Regions from separate parts of the Homo sapiens genome. Here region 1 is linked to region 2. A link is a contact called in ENCODE Hi-C or POLR2A ChIA-PET data. All regions are on one chromosome and are shown on one strand. The core of a region is the stretch at or near the end of the contact, and the rest is flanking DNA. Distances in the headings are between cores, read along the strand shown. Region 1 has its middle 95 kb from the start of MIR4427. Region 2 holds the start of KCNK1 (potassium two pore domain channel subfamily K member 1).

Evidence for each region. Hi-C counts contacts between places; a loop is a spot of excess contacts on that map. ChIA-PET counts read pairs that join two places held with the same protein, here RNA polymerase II (POLR2A). Pooled maps may share reads with other maps.
Region 1: a loop to region 2 is called in a map of MCF 10A, with 2.9 times the contacts of the local background. The contact joins the enhancer-like site here to the promoter of KCNK1 in region 2. A Hi-C loop is called at or near these places in 3 of 168 maps with a recorded cell type or tissue (MCF 10A and heart left ventricle) and 11 of 50 pooled maps. POLR2A ChIA-PET finds 5 or more read pairs at or near these places in 3 of 52 experiments (H1, MCF 10A and WTC11).

The regions. Positions count from the first base shown.
Region 1 is chr1:233,715,946-233,722,194 of GRCh38, forward strand. No RefSeq gene overlaps it. Among named protein-coding and RNA genes, the nearest start is that of MIR4427, 95 kb to the left of the region's middle. Within about 2 kb of position 4,231, at least 2 of the 41 ENCODE cell types and tissues checked have a DNase peak (open chromatin) inside an H3K27ac peak, as active enhancers do.
Region 2 is chr1:233,610,649-233,616,973 of GRCh38, forward strand. KCNK1 (potassium two pore domain channel subfamily K member 1) reads left to right here and starts at 3,458. Exons shown (of 3, transcript NM_002245.4): 1 at 3,458-3,878. The coding sequence starts at 3,524. RefSeq lists enhancers at 2,584-3,236, 4,425-4,484 and silencers at 3,025-3,124, 3,485-3,554, 3,895-3,954.

The DNA of each region.
Region 1 (6,249 bases), core at 2,981-5,480, 110 kb after region 2:
GTACTCTTCAGATTCTAAGAATACCTCTGCCCACCCCAATTAATCACTTCAGCTCTCCATTATCCACGTGTGCTCACATTCAGCAGATGGCCGATAACTATCACTTTCACCATTGTTAGTTGCTAGAAAGTTTGATTCTGCACCTATTTTTAATACAAATGCACTTTATTCCTTACATCCTGTGCTTGTACAAAAAAAAAACTCTTCAAAATCACCTGGGGAGAATAAAGGTGGGGTATGCTTATCACACGTATTTGCTTTTCTCCACCTTCTGCTGCTGGCAATTACTCTGGGTGTCTATCAAAGAACGTTTCTCTACCAAGGGCTCCATCTTTCCACTTGCAGCTGAAAAGCTAGTCTCACTACTCCAATGTTCCAGAGCCACTTATTTTATTATATTTTAATAGGACACACACAAACTGAGCAGCAACAAAGTCACACTGAAAATGAACCAAAGCTTAACCAAAATGTAGCCCAAGAGAAGGCCCCCAAAGGAATAGCAACATCCACTACAAGTAAAATAATGGGTTCCTCTCTGCAAGGACTTAGCAATAACCCCTAGGCTCTGGGTCTATGTGAGTCCCAGACTGTCTGGATCTTCTGTCCCAAACCCCATATCCCCCCATCTCATCAGCCAGAAGCCCCCCTCACTAGTAAATTGTTAGAAATGTGCTGACAATAATGAATATTAATAGGTGATCATTGCTTTCACTCATTTATAGGACAAATATTTTTTATCAACTACAGTCATGAATGACATAATGATTTTTGGCTAATGACAGATAGCATATATAATGGTGGTCTCATAAGATTATAATACCATATTTTTGCTGTACCCTTTTTTTTTTTTTTTTTGGAGACAGAGTTTATTGCCTGGGTTGAAGTACAGTGGCATGATCATAGCTCACTACAGCCTTGATCTCCTGGGTTCAAGCCTCCTGAGCAGCTGGGACTACAGGTGCACACTGTTTCACCAAGCTAACTAAAAAACAAAGTTTTTGTAAAGACAAGGTCTTGCTATGTTGCCTTGTTGGCAAGGATGGAGAGAAATCAGAAAGCTTGTGCACTTTTGGGGAATCGGAACCCTTGTGCTCTTGGGGAATGTAAAACAGTGGAAAACAGTATGGAGGTTCCTCAAAAAACTAAACATAGAACTACCTCATGGTCCAGCAATCTCAGGTCTGGATATGTTACCCCAGAGAACTAAAAGCAGCATCTCAAAGAGATACTTGTACATCCATCCTCATAGCAGCATTATTCAGAATAGCCAGTAGGCAGAAAAACACCTAGATATCTTTGCCTAATACAAGGTCACAAAGATTTTCTCCTAAGTTTTTTCTGTAAGTTTTACTGTCTTAGCTCTTACATTTTGGTCTGTGATCAATTTCAAGTTGATTTTTGCATATTCAGGTAAGTGAGAAGGTTCTATTTTGCATACAAGTTTCTGGTTAGGTCTCAATTTTCTTGTCTACTAAAGAAGAATAACATTAACTACCTTACAAAATTATTGTGAGGATCAAAATAATTGTAGCTCATAGTTACTGAGTTTGAGTTCTTAGAATATTTCACATGTAGTGACTCATTTCATTCTCACAATAACCCTATCAGTTATTATCTTCATTTTAAAGTTTTAAAAATTAAGACACTGAAAAGCTAAGTAAGTTTTCCAGGGTTGTACAAATGACAAGATTTAGGGGTGAAAATTAATTCCAGACAAATAGGCTTCAGAAACTATATTCTTAACCAAAATACTGTATCAAGAAACCACCAGTATGCTGCTAAAAACACTTCTAAGGGCTTGATAGTTGCATTCATTATCTATCGTTGTGTCACAAATTATCTGAAAACTTAGTGGCTTAAAACAACAAAAACATTTATTATCTCACAGTTTTTGTGGGTTGGATATTTGAGTGCAGCTTAGCTGGGTCCTCTGCTCCAGGTTTCTCACAAGGCTGTTGGCTGAAGCTGTGGTCTCATCTGAAAGCTTGCCTGGGGAAAGATGTGCTTCTAACTCACACATTATATTGTGAGTAGTTCTACTGAGAGACCTGCATATCAAGGAATTGATGTCACCAGCCAAATAGCCAGCAGGTGGGCTTCAGTTCCTCGCCAGCTGTTGGCTGGTGACATCAATTCCTTGATATGCAGGTCTCTCAATGGAACTACTCACAACATAGCAGCTTGGTTTCCATAGAGTGAGGATCAGAGGGATATCTGAGGCAAGTGGGGAGGTGGCAGTTTACACATTAGGTTACACAGTCTTTTTGTAACCTAATGTGAGAAAGGACATCCGCTATGCCTTTTGAATAGTCAGCACTTTTGTCATATTCTGTTTATTACAAGTGAGTCCCTAGGCTCCTGCCCACACTCAAGGAGAGGGTCTTGCTTAAAGGCATAAATGTCCAGAGCCAGGGATAACTGGGAGTCCTTTTAGAGGCTCTCTATCAAGCTATTCTCCTGACTCGGCCTCCTGAGTAGCTGTGATTACAGGCATGTGCCACCACGCCAGGCTAATTTTGTATTTTTGGTAGAGGGGTTTCCCCGTGTTGGTCAGGCTGGTCTCGAACTCCCAACCTCAGGTGATCCACCTGCCTCGGCCTCCGAAAGTGTTGGGATTACAGGTGTGAGCCACTGCGCCCAGCCTCTTCCCCTATTATTATCTCAAAAATAGGGATTAGGTTTTTTAGAATGATTCTGTTTTCTTTAAATATACTTTTGAGGACTAAGAACTTGATTATCAGTTTTTAGAGACAATTCTTTCCAATTTCCAAGGAACTAAATTTACAGATTTCTACCTCTAGTACTTTTTAAAAAAATATGAAGTATGGAGCACTGAAGGATTTACATGCGTAAAGATTTGAGGAAAGTTCTGTGTAGATCTCAGCAGAGTATATTTCTCACATCCCATCACTGAGACTCTGTCACCTTTTGATGTCAAGGCTTTAAAATGACATTTCCAGGTTTTTAGAGGTTAAATAAAATAAAATAAAGCCAAAATAAAACTCTTTTACCAATTAAAGGAATAAAGAAAGAACACTCAACTTCTTGGTAGGATGAAGAAGAAAGCATTTTAATTTGCCTTAATCCTTGAGCCCTCTGAAGAGTCAAGCTTCTTGATGATAATTGATGATAATTCAGCTCCTAAACAACGTTAACAATCCCTCCCTCTTATTTGTGATCCTCTTCCAAAGAGAATCTCAGCTAACTTTAGAGGTATGGCAAGAGAAATCACCTGATCAACAGTATTAACAGCTTAAACTTTGGAGTTCTTTCTGTGGATCTCTCAATACTAGCTGGGATGCCTGCTGTGCTTCAGTGTATATATTTATTTCAAGTAAATAAGACTATTAAATGGAGATTTTGTGTCCCTAAGAACCACTTTCAAGCAGCTCCAGAGATACCAATCACCATAGAATGTGGGTGGTCCCTTCCATTAGGGGATAGGAGTCACTACTCCAGGACTGCTTGGCTGCTGGCTGTGCCTTTATTGGTGACTGTTTTTAGAGGCTCAATATCTTGCCAAAGAAAATTTGAACCACCTGAGTATCTACCTCAGTGCCTTTTGAATAGTCAGCACTGAATAAGTATTTGTTGGCCGAATGAATGGATGTCCTATGGGTTCATGCAATTGTAATCCTATTCAGGATACTGTATCTAGGTTCCTTATCCTACCTTTCCAGACACTGTTTCAATGAGTTAAAGGAACCTCCTGCCAGGAAGGATCATTAACTACCTTATTTGATCTGATCTTTGTTCTGGAAGGCCCAGAGCTAAGGACAAAACCTACAGCTCCCTCTGCATAAGACTTGGATACCTTTAATTCTGTCTGCCCCGAAGTGCCTACAGTCACATGTCAGCCACACTGTGCTCAATCCAAGGACTCATCTGCACAGCCACACTGCTGTCACTAAAGTGTCTAACACATCAAGGGAAGGACTTGGGACATACTTATGAAAACTGTTCAAACATTTGGCACTTGGTTCAAAGACAGAAACCTGGCAAGTGCCAACTCCTATTCCTTCTGGGCATTCATTAGGCCCTAAATATCTGAGTTTTGGCATCATCTGATTTGCCCACCACAATCTCCTTGAAGTTCTCTAGGAGAGAGGAACCAGGCAATAGCAAGTTATGGTTCAGTATATGAGACAGCCTGTTCCATTCATACAAATAAGAGCAACATTTTGCCAAGTACATGCGGTACACCTGCACCCCACAGAATCTGGTTGTGCTTGCCTGAGGGATGACAGGCTCTCCTGGACAGCTGGCCCTGGCTTCCGGTCACGAGTGAGTGCTGGAATTCATGAGTGAATGCAGATCATGGGTGAATTCTTTCTGTGCCTGTCCCTGTCTGTACAACTCTGCACAATTAAGGTCTTCAAATTGCCCTATGCTCTGTGCATTTAGAATATCAGCTGTTTATCCATGATTTACCACATGCCAGATACATTTCTGAACACTTTGCACATTATTAACTGACTTAATCTTCAGTGCAACCCTATCTATGAATGAGCATTCTTTTTGCCTCCCTTTTTCAGATGAGTCATAGAACTTAAGCAACTTGCCCAATGCCACCTTGAAAATGAGAAATGGAAATGAATTTGAACCTATTCAGGCACCAGAACTCGTGCCATAATAAAATCTTGCCTCTCATATTTCGTATCTGACTCAGTTATCTTAGAAAGCAAAAATATGGGCCAGGCACAGTGGCTCATGCCTGTAATCCCAGCACTTTGGGAGGCCGAGGTGGGCGGATCACCTGAGGTCAGGAGTTCGAGACCAGCCTGGCCAATGTGGTGAAACCCCATCTCTACTAAAAATACAAAAATTAGCTGGGCGTGGTGGCGGACGCCTGTAATCCCAGCTACTTGGGAGGCTGAGGCAGGAGAATCACCTGAACCTGGGAGGCGGAGGTCGCAGTGAGCCAAGATCATGACACTGCACTCCAACGTGGGCGACAGAGTAAGACCCTGTCTCAAAAACAGAAGAAAAAAAAAAAGAAAGAAAGCAAGAAAATGCCTGTGCATATTTCTTTGTACACAATTTAGTACCATGACACAAGGATAGAAGCATGTGGCAGATTTTTATTTTGATGAAAAGCAAGCTTTGTCTATCTTGTTAAAGGCGTTTGGATATGATGCAATTCCAAATCAGGCTCTTCTCTTTATTCATATGCCCAACTCACCTGTGGAGACCTCCGAGGAAGCTCAGCTCATTGGCTTTGATTCAGCAACCAGTTTTCCTGACTTTGGAGTAGGAGTCACATGACAGGCTAGGAGGTAAAAGCTGTATCACAGAGAAATAACTCCTTGTCAATTTCCAGTTTCTGCCATTACCTAAAAGGGACCTGACTGAGTGACACTGTGTGGCCTAGAGTGACTTTAGCTGAAGAGTTCACTTTACTGGCTTCTAGGCAATTTATTACCATTATGAACAATCTGCTCTTTTTTTGTCATGCTCTATCATTTCGTAACACTTTCTCTTCTCATAGCAACGTGCTCTTCCCCAGGATGCCCTTATATGGCAGCTATGCCCAGGGCAATGACACTAGCTCACAGTTGTTGTTTACCTTGTGCAGGGGTGAGCAAGGACAGCTTTCCCCTTCATCCTCTGAAGGTTCATTGAAAATGAACTAAAAAAAGGCAGATTAATAGGAGAAAAAGGCATACACATCTATTTTAACATGTATAGCATGGGAGAATTGCAGGAGAATGATTATTCAATAATCCAATGGGGTCCAGGTGCTTATAAACCTTTCTTCATAGGAGAAGGGGTGAGGGGAATGCAGGAGTAAATAAATTTTAGGGAGAATGAATGCACCCAATATTCAGATAGGGATAACTAAATAATTCTCTTAGGGAATTGAATGGGACTGGAGAACAAACACAGTTCAAAGTTTGTCTGAGCTCTAGGTTTGGTGTTTAATTTTTAGTCTTTTTCTCTGTGATGAGTTTTAATCTTCCCTGCTTAATGAAATTTCCAGGAAGGGATTGCAGGCAATTGGATTTCTCTTTGGAAGTCCGGTTTCTGGGCAGATAAGGGAACTTCAGAGAATAGCCTCGTCATCTGCTTTGGGAGAGACAAAGGTGTGAGAGATGGGGGTCGGGGAAAGGTCAGAGGGATCTTGAGACTTTTTGTTTAGTTCCATATTTTGGGAAGTCATTTCCTGAGCCCCAACACTTTTTTATAAAACCAGATTAGTCACTCCAGGCTGCTTTCAGGGCTGCTGTGAAACAGGGATAAAAACAGTTA
Region 2 (6,325 bases), core at 2,208-4,707:
AGATGCATGTTGTTCCAGTTATCTATTATTGTATAACAAGCTAGCCAAAAACTCGATGGCTTAAGACAGCCATCTGATGATATCTCAGGATTCAGGCAGAACTCAGCTGGGAGTTCTGTTCCTGGGTAGATAGACAGAGGTAAGACACCCAGTGGTATTCAGCAGGTGGATGCCCTGGTTTGAGAGTTGAAGATGGCTACACTCATCTATCTGGTGTCTTGGCGAGAATGATAAGGAAGCTGGGCTCACTGGGCTGTCCCTTGAAACACCTACATGTGGCCTCTCCAGCATGACAGCCTCAAGTTAATCAGACATCTTATGTGATGGCTCAGGGCTCCAAGAGGGGATTGTTCCAGTGAACAAAGTTGGAGGCTGCTGGTCTTTTATCATCTAACCTTGGAAATTACCTAGTATCATCTCTTATGTACTCTGTCAGTTGAAGTAGTCACAAGTTTCAAGGATAGGGGACAGAAACCCTACCCTTTGGTGAGGGACTGTCAAAGAATTTGCAACCATATTTCAAAGCTGCCATATACATGTTGGGGGAACCAGCCCCACACCAACCGGCGGGTACCCCGAGTCCAGCGGAGACACAGGAGTTAGAAAGAGGCAGAATAAGCATTTAAAAGGTGGGTCCAGGGGACCGTTGTGTAGGAGGCTTGCTCATGGCCCAGAGCTCTTGGGCTCCAACTAATTTATTGTTTTACAAGCTCTTTGTTCTTAGGGCAGATGGGAGGGGGAGGAAGGGATGAGGAAAAGGATTAATCAGTGAAGGAGAACTTGTGAGTCATTCAATAAGATGTACAGCAGTGGTGGTCTCTGTGAATTTCCTTGAGCAAAGGCGTGTGTCTAAACTACTTAAGATTGCGTGTGTCTAAACTACTTAAGATCTTTAACTTATTGGGACTGAAAGGGGTGGGAGCGGGTTTCAGGAGGAGCCAAGATGTTTGATTATACTCCACTGCTTCCAGGGCGTGTTATCTCCCTGAGCAGCCTGTGGAATGCCCCCGAGCAGTTATGCTCTCAGGGCATAAAGACATGAAGGCAATAAGGAGACTTTTCTCCTCAGAGGTCACCCATGGCTCCCCATGGGTGTCTCACACAGGGGAGAACAACTCAACTGGCACTCCAGAAACTCTTTTTCCCACAATACATGTATGTATATTTGAGTGTGATGATATAACCACACCTGCACCTGCAGTTCATCACAAGTACCCCACACAATCTGGCATTCAAAGGGTTGTATGTCTTGGGAAGAGGAACTCACATCCTGTTGGGGAATCACAGGTTTCATGAGTGAGCCAGGTCCTGAAGGATATAAACTGTGTTACAGATGGAGATGGAGGAGGAACTGTCCAAGCAGAAGGAATCAGGTGAGCAGAGACATAGGGAGAAAAATGATCATGACAGGCAGGAGGAGAATTCTGAGGGTCTGCTACGGCCGGGGGTAGCCTCATGAATGAAGAGGTCTCTGAACAGGGCAAATAGGCAAAGATCAAGGATAGGATAGGGCAAGCAAGGGTTACAGAGCAGGACAGGGAAGGACATTGTAGGATGGAGACTTGAGGGAGAAGGAGGAATTCAAGTTCTAAAAGAGTAGGGCACTTGCTGATGGGGAAGGGTTCCCAGAGGCGGAAGGACTGAGAGTGGTAAGTGCTTCCTTTCACCTTGAAAATAAGGAGGTACATTTTTTCCTTAGGGGTAAGAGCAAAGGGAAGAAATGGATTACCGATGAGTAAATTTTGAAGTACAGAGAAGTAAAGTGGAGGGCTGGCTTCAATCTTTTGAGTAACGTAGGAGGTAAGGCTATTGACTAAAAGTGAAAAATCACTGATATATATGTTAGACATTTGCACAAGTTTCTATGAAAATACAAAATATGACTTGTTTAGAGAACTTCAGTAAAGTAGGCAAATGTTCAGCTAGGTGTTGGAATGATTAATTGTACAATTCAGTTTTGTGTATTTTAAATGTTTTTCCTGATTACAAAAATAATATATATCCACTGTAGAAAATTTGAAAAATATTAAAAGGTACAAGAAAGGAAAGTCATCTATATACTCTACTATTACCCAAAGACAACTGCAAGGAGATAGTTTTATTCCTATGCAGTTGATTAATAATGCAGATGTCATTTTATTTTGTAACAAAATACAAATATTTTACATATTTGAGATTCTACACAGTTTTGCTTCAATAGTCTTTAGACACAACTTTAATGTGTTTAATGTCTATATGGTGTCCATGCTGTAGAGATGCCATAACTTATTTAACCATTCTCTATTTTGGAATATTTAGATTGTTCTGAGTCTTCATTATTTCATCTATACCGTGTGTGTGTGTGTGTGTGTGTGTGTGTCCCACATGTGTATGCACTATATTATACAACTACATGTATGTATATATAGATACCGTCTATGACCAGTCTTTGTAAGTAAGTGCCTCTCTGATTGTTTTTTCTTAGGACATATCACTGAATCAGAACAAATAAACCCTTTCAAGGTTCTTGAGACGTGTCGCTAAATTGCCTTTCCAGAAAGGGTGTACCAATTTTTATTTTCATCCACAAGCAGGCGGCTCGCTGACCCTCGCCCACATTTTTGTCACTTTAAAAAGAAGTGACAGTTGGGAAAGCTCAGTTTCTTCTGGCAGTTGACACATTTGGGATGTTTTTTCACCAAAAAACCTAAGGTCATGTTTTAGAAAATTCGAACTCAGAAATAGGACTTCTCTGAGACTCTCCTTTTCCCTCAAGTCCTTTTTGTGAGGGGGATGGGTGGGAGAGAGGAGACTGATTCAAGGAGCCTTCCAACTCTGATGTTCTGGTATTTTCACCGTCATTACTGGCACCAGATTGCTCAATCCTTCGACCAATAAGACAAAGAAGGAAAGTACTTCAGCGCTTGCTGTTTTGTAATACTGGCTTTGATTGGGAGAAAATAAGTGGGAAACAAGAGTAGCTTGGACAGGGGGCTTGGACGGCCAGCGCATTGACCAGAAGCGGCCCACACTACACGCGCGCGAACACACACACACACACACGCACACGCCGCGCGCGGTCAGCTAGAGTTTGGCTACTGGACCCAGGAAGGGAGGGAGCGGGAGGAGCTGGTGGCTGTCGGGTCGGGGTCTGGGCGCCACCGAGCGCCCGCCCCACCTCTGGAGTGCGCAGAAGGCGGTGCGTCCCGGGCCCCGGCAGCCCAGCCCAGGCGCTCTGGCCAAGTTTGCGCGCGGTCTCCGCTGACTCTCGGGTTACCTGAGCCGGCAACCACGTCAGCGCCACATCATCTGGGCTTTTTATATTGCAAGGAAACAGGAAAAGAAGGAAGAAAAACATCGCCCGAGAGAGCCAATCGCAGGAAGACGGCGCTGCCCGGAGGAGCGGGGCGGGCGGGCGCGCGGGGGAGCGGGCGGCGGGCGGGAGCCAGGCCCGGGCGGGGGCGGGGGCGGCGGGGCCAGAAGAGGCGGCGGGCCGCGCTCCGGCCGGTCTGCGGCGTTGGCCTTGGCGGCGGCGGTGGAGAAGATGCTGCAGTCCCTGGCCGGCAGCTCGTGCGTGCGCCTGGTGGAGCGGCACCGCTCGGCCTGGTGCTTCGGCTTCCTGGTGCTGGGCTACTTGCTCTACCTGGTCTTCGGCGCAGTGGTCTTCTCCTCGGTGGAGCTGCCCTATGAGGACCTGCTGCGCCAGGAGCTGCGCAAGCTGAAGCGACGCTTCTTGGAGGAGCACGAGTGCCTGTCTGAGCAGCAGCTGGAGCAGTTCCTGGGCCGGGTGCTGGAGGCCAGCAACTACGGCGTGTCGGTGCTCAGCAACGCCTCGGGCAACTGGAACTGGGACTTCACCTCCGCGCTCTTCTTCGCCAGCACCGTGCTCTCCACCACAGGTAGGGTATCCTGCGCGCCCCCTGGCCGCCCCGGCCACCTCGCCCACAACCCACACACCCCGGCCCCGGCGCCCCGGGCCCCTCTAACCCTCCCACCCCACCCCCCACCTTTCGCCATCCCGGCTCCTCCAGCCCGCCTCCCCTCACTGTCCTCCCGACCCTCCGACCTTCCCCTTACTGGCGTCCCCGGCCTCTGCCTGGGTGACTCGGGAGGGCAAGCCCTGCGGAGCCGGAAGCCAGAGAGGTGACTCCAGACGTGACTTGGTTGTTGCCGTCCGTAACTCTGGGGAAGTGGTCCCTAACTTCGGCCTGGGTGGCTGCAGGTGCTTCCTCCCCTTGAGTTCTTTTTTCGCAACCCACTAAGCCAAACTGTCGGGTTTGAATGTGTAGCAGCACCTGGCCGCCGTGCGGCAAGGCAGCGGGATGATGGAAACTCACCACCTTCCTCCCGCACCCATCCCAGAGGCCGAGGCTGCAGTCTGGTAATAATACCTTCTAAAGGGTCACCTTCCGGAGTGTGCCGTCCCTTTGGACCATGCACAGATATTCCAGCTCTTTTGTACCTTGGAGGCAGTTTTGGGGGTAGCCGAGTGACATCACTCTGCTCTTCCCAGGTGACCTCTGGGCGGACAGGCCGATCCGGTTTCTTTTCAGAGTAGGAGGAAGGGTGAGGGAGAGTAAAGGAACCATAGGATTGCCTAAGATCTGACTTAATTGGGGCACCCTGATTCAGCAGTTCCTTCAACTTGAGGTGTGCGAGGCTCCCCATAAACTTCGAAGCGCCACGTCCCCGTACGACTCACCCGCGGGGCGCCCGGCCATGGAGGAGCCTCCTCAGGTGAAAGATGAGGCCGGGCGCATGCCCCAGGGCTCGGTCACTGTGCCAGATCAGATGAATGAAGGCCGAATTTCCCCAGCCGGACCTAGTAAGGCACATACCCAGAGTGGAGATATCAATTGGTATTTGGACAGTGGGAGGAATCTGAAAGAGCGTTCAGCACAGTCCCTTCTTTTGATCTATGAGATCCAATCTTTGAAATAATCCATCTCGTCATGCACAAGGTCACACACTTCCTAGTTACCAGTGTCGTCCTGGAACCTGGGCCTTGTGATTTCTCTGCCAGGACCACTTTGTAACCCCCCACCCTCAACCTTTACAGGTGAATCACATCCCTTTGTGTGACTCCCAACTCTTCCTTCCTCCCCACCCCCCTCCACCACCCAAATTATTGTGTATAATTCCCTTTGGGCTATATCTTGTTGACTATCTTGGTAATTACTTGGTAATGAGTAATAATACACTATTCATGTAGATCACATGAAACAATTATTCAGAGGTCTGGGGTGAATTACTAAACTGATGTAAATCTACCCTGAAATAAACAGAAGTGGAATTCTAGCTTGTATTGTGAGATCTAAAAAACTGTTAAATGTAGCGCTAGACAAGACAGACCTGTTATCTCACTTTCCAAAGAATGCCTGTTCCCTTGCCAATACAATTTAATTTTTCTTTCCATAACTCTGCCTCCATTGTCTTTACCTAGTCCTCTGTTCCTCAGATCATTTAGGAGTCACCATGCCTTTCCTTTGGAGTATATTTGTGCTATATTGAGAGTCATTCATTCTTCCCAGAAGTAAGTGTTTCCATGGGGCTACAGAAAGTTTACAACTGGGTCACAATGTTGGGTAAACATTTCGAAGGATGCTTATAGCGTGTGGTGTTTTCTTACTAATGATATTGTGAGGATAGAACAAGAATAAGAACAGTTTTGAGGAAAAAGGTTTGCTTTTATCTGGGTGGGATTTTTCGTGACTCATGTATAGTCTTAACATCATATTGTCTAATTAAATGTTAAAAATTAGTTTATAATCTTGAATAGATGAAATATTCTTCCCAGAGGAGAATTAGAAAAAGGGATAGTTTCTGTTTAAGAAAGGGGTGGGGTGGGAATAGACGTCTTATTATTGGTATTCAGATTGCTTTGTAGTTCCTAAGAAAGTCTGTATTCATGCAAAACAAGTGTTCATTTAAGAAATCAGTGCAAGGGGCACTTAAGGATAAACTAAATGAAAAAGGTGCCTCTTGGTTTGTAAAGTTAGCACATCAATGAATTCTTGTTATATGAATACAACTATTCTAAATGAAAAGTACTCTTCTGTTGGCTTTGTACTGCCCCATTATTTGACACATTTGATATTTCTTAAGGTTTCAAAATTATAATTACCCATTATTTGATTCATTTGATGTTTTTTAAAGTCTTCAAATTATCATAGGTGCCCTGGCCATGAATCTTATAATGGGTGAGAAATCTTTTCTTCCCTACAAGGGGAAATAAAGAGATGTTAAATTGTGTGCTGGAAACAAACAATATTTTAAATCACTTGCTGGAAGCAGACAATTTTTTAGAGTAAAGCTGATGTGCTTCATTACTAGGAAAATATTTTCT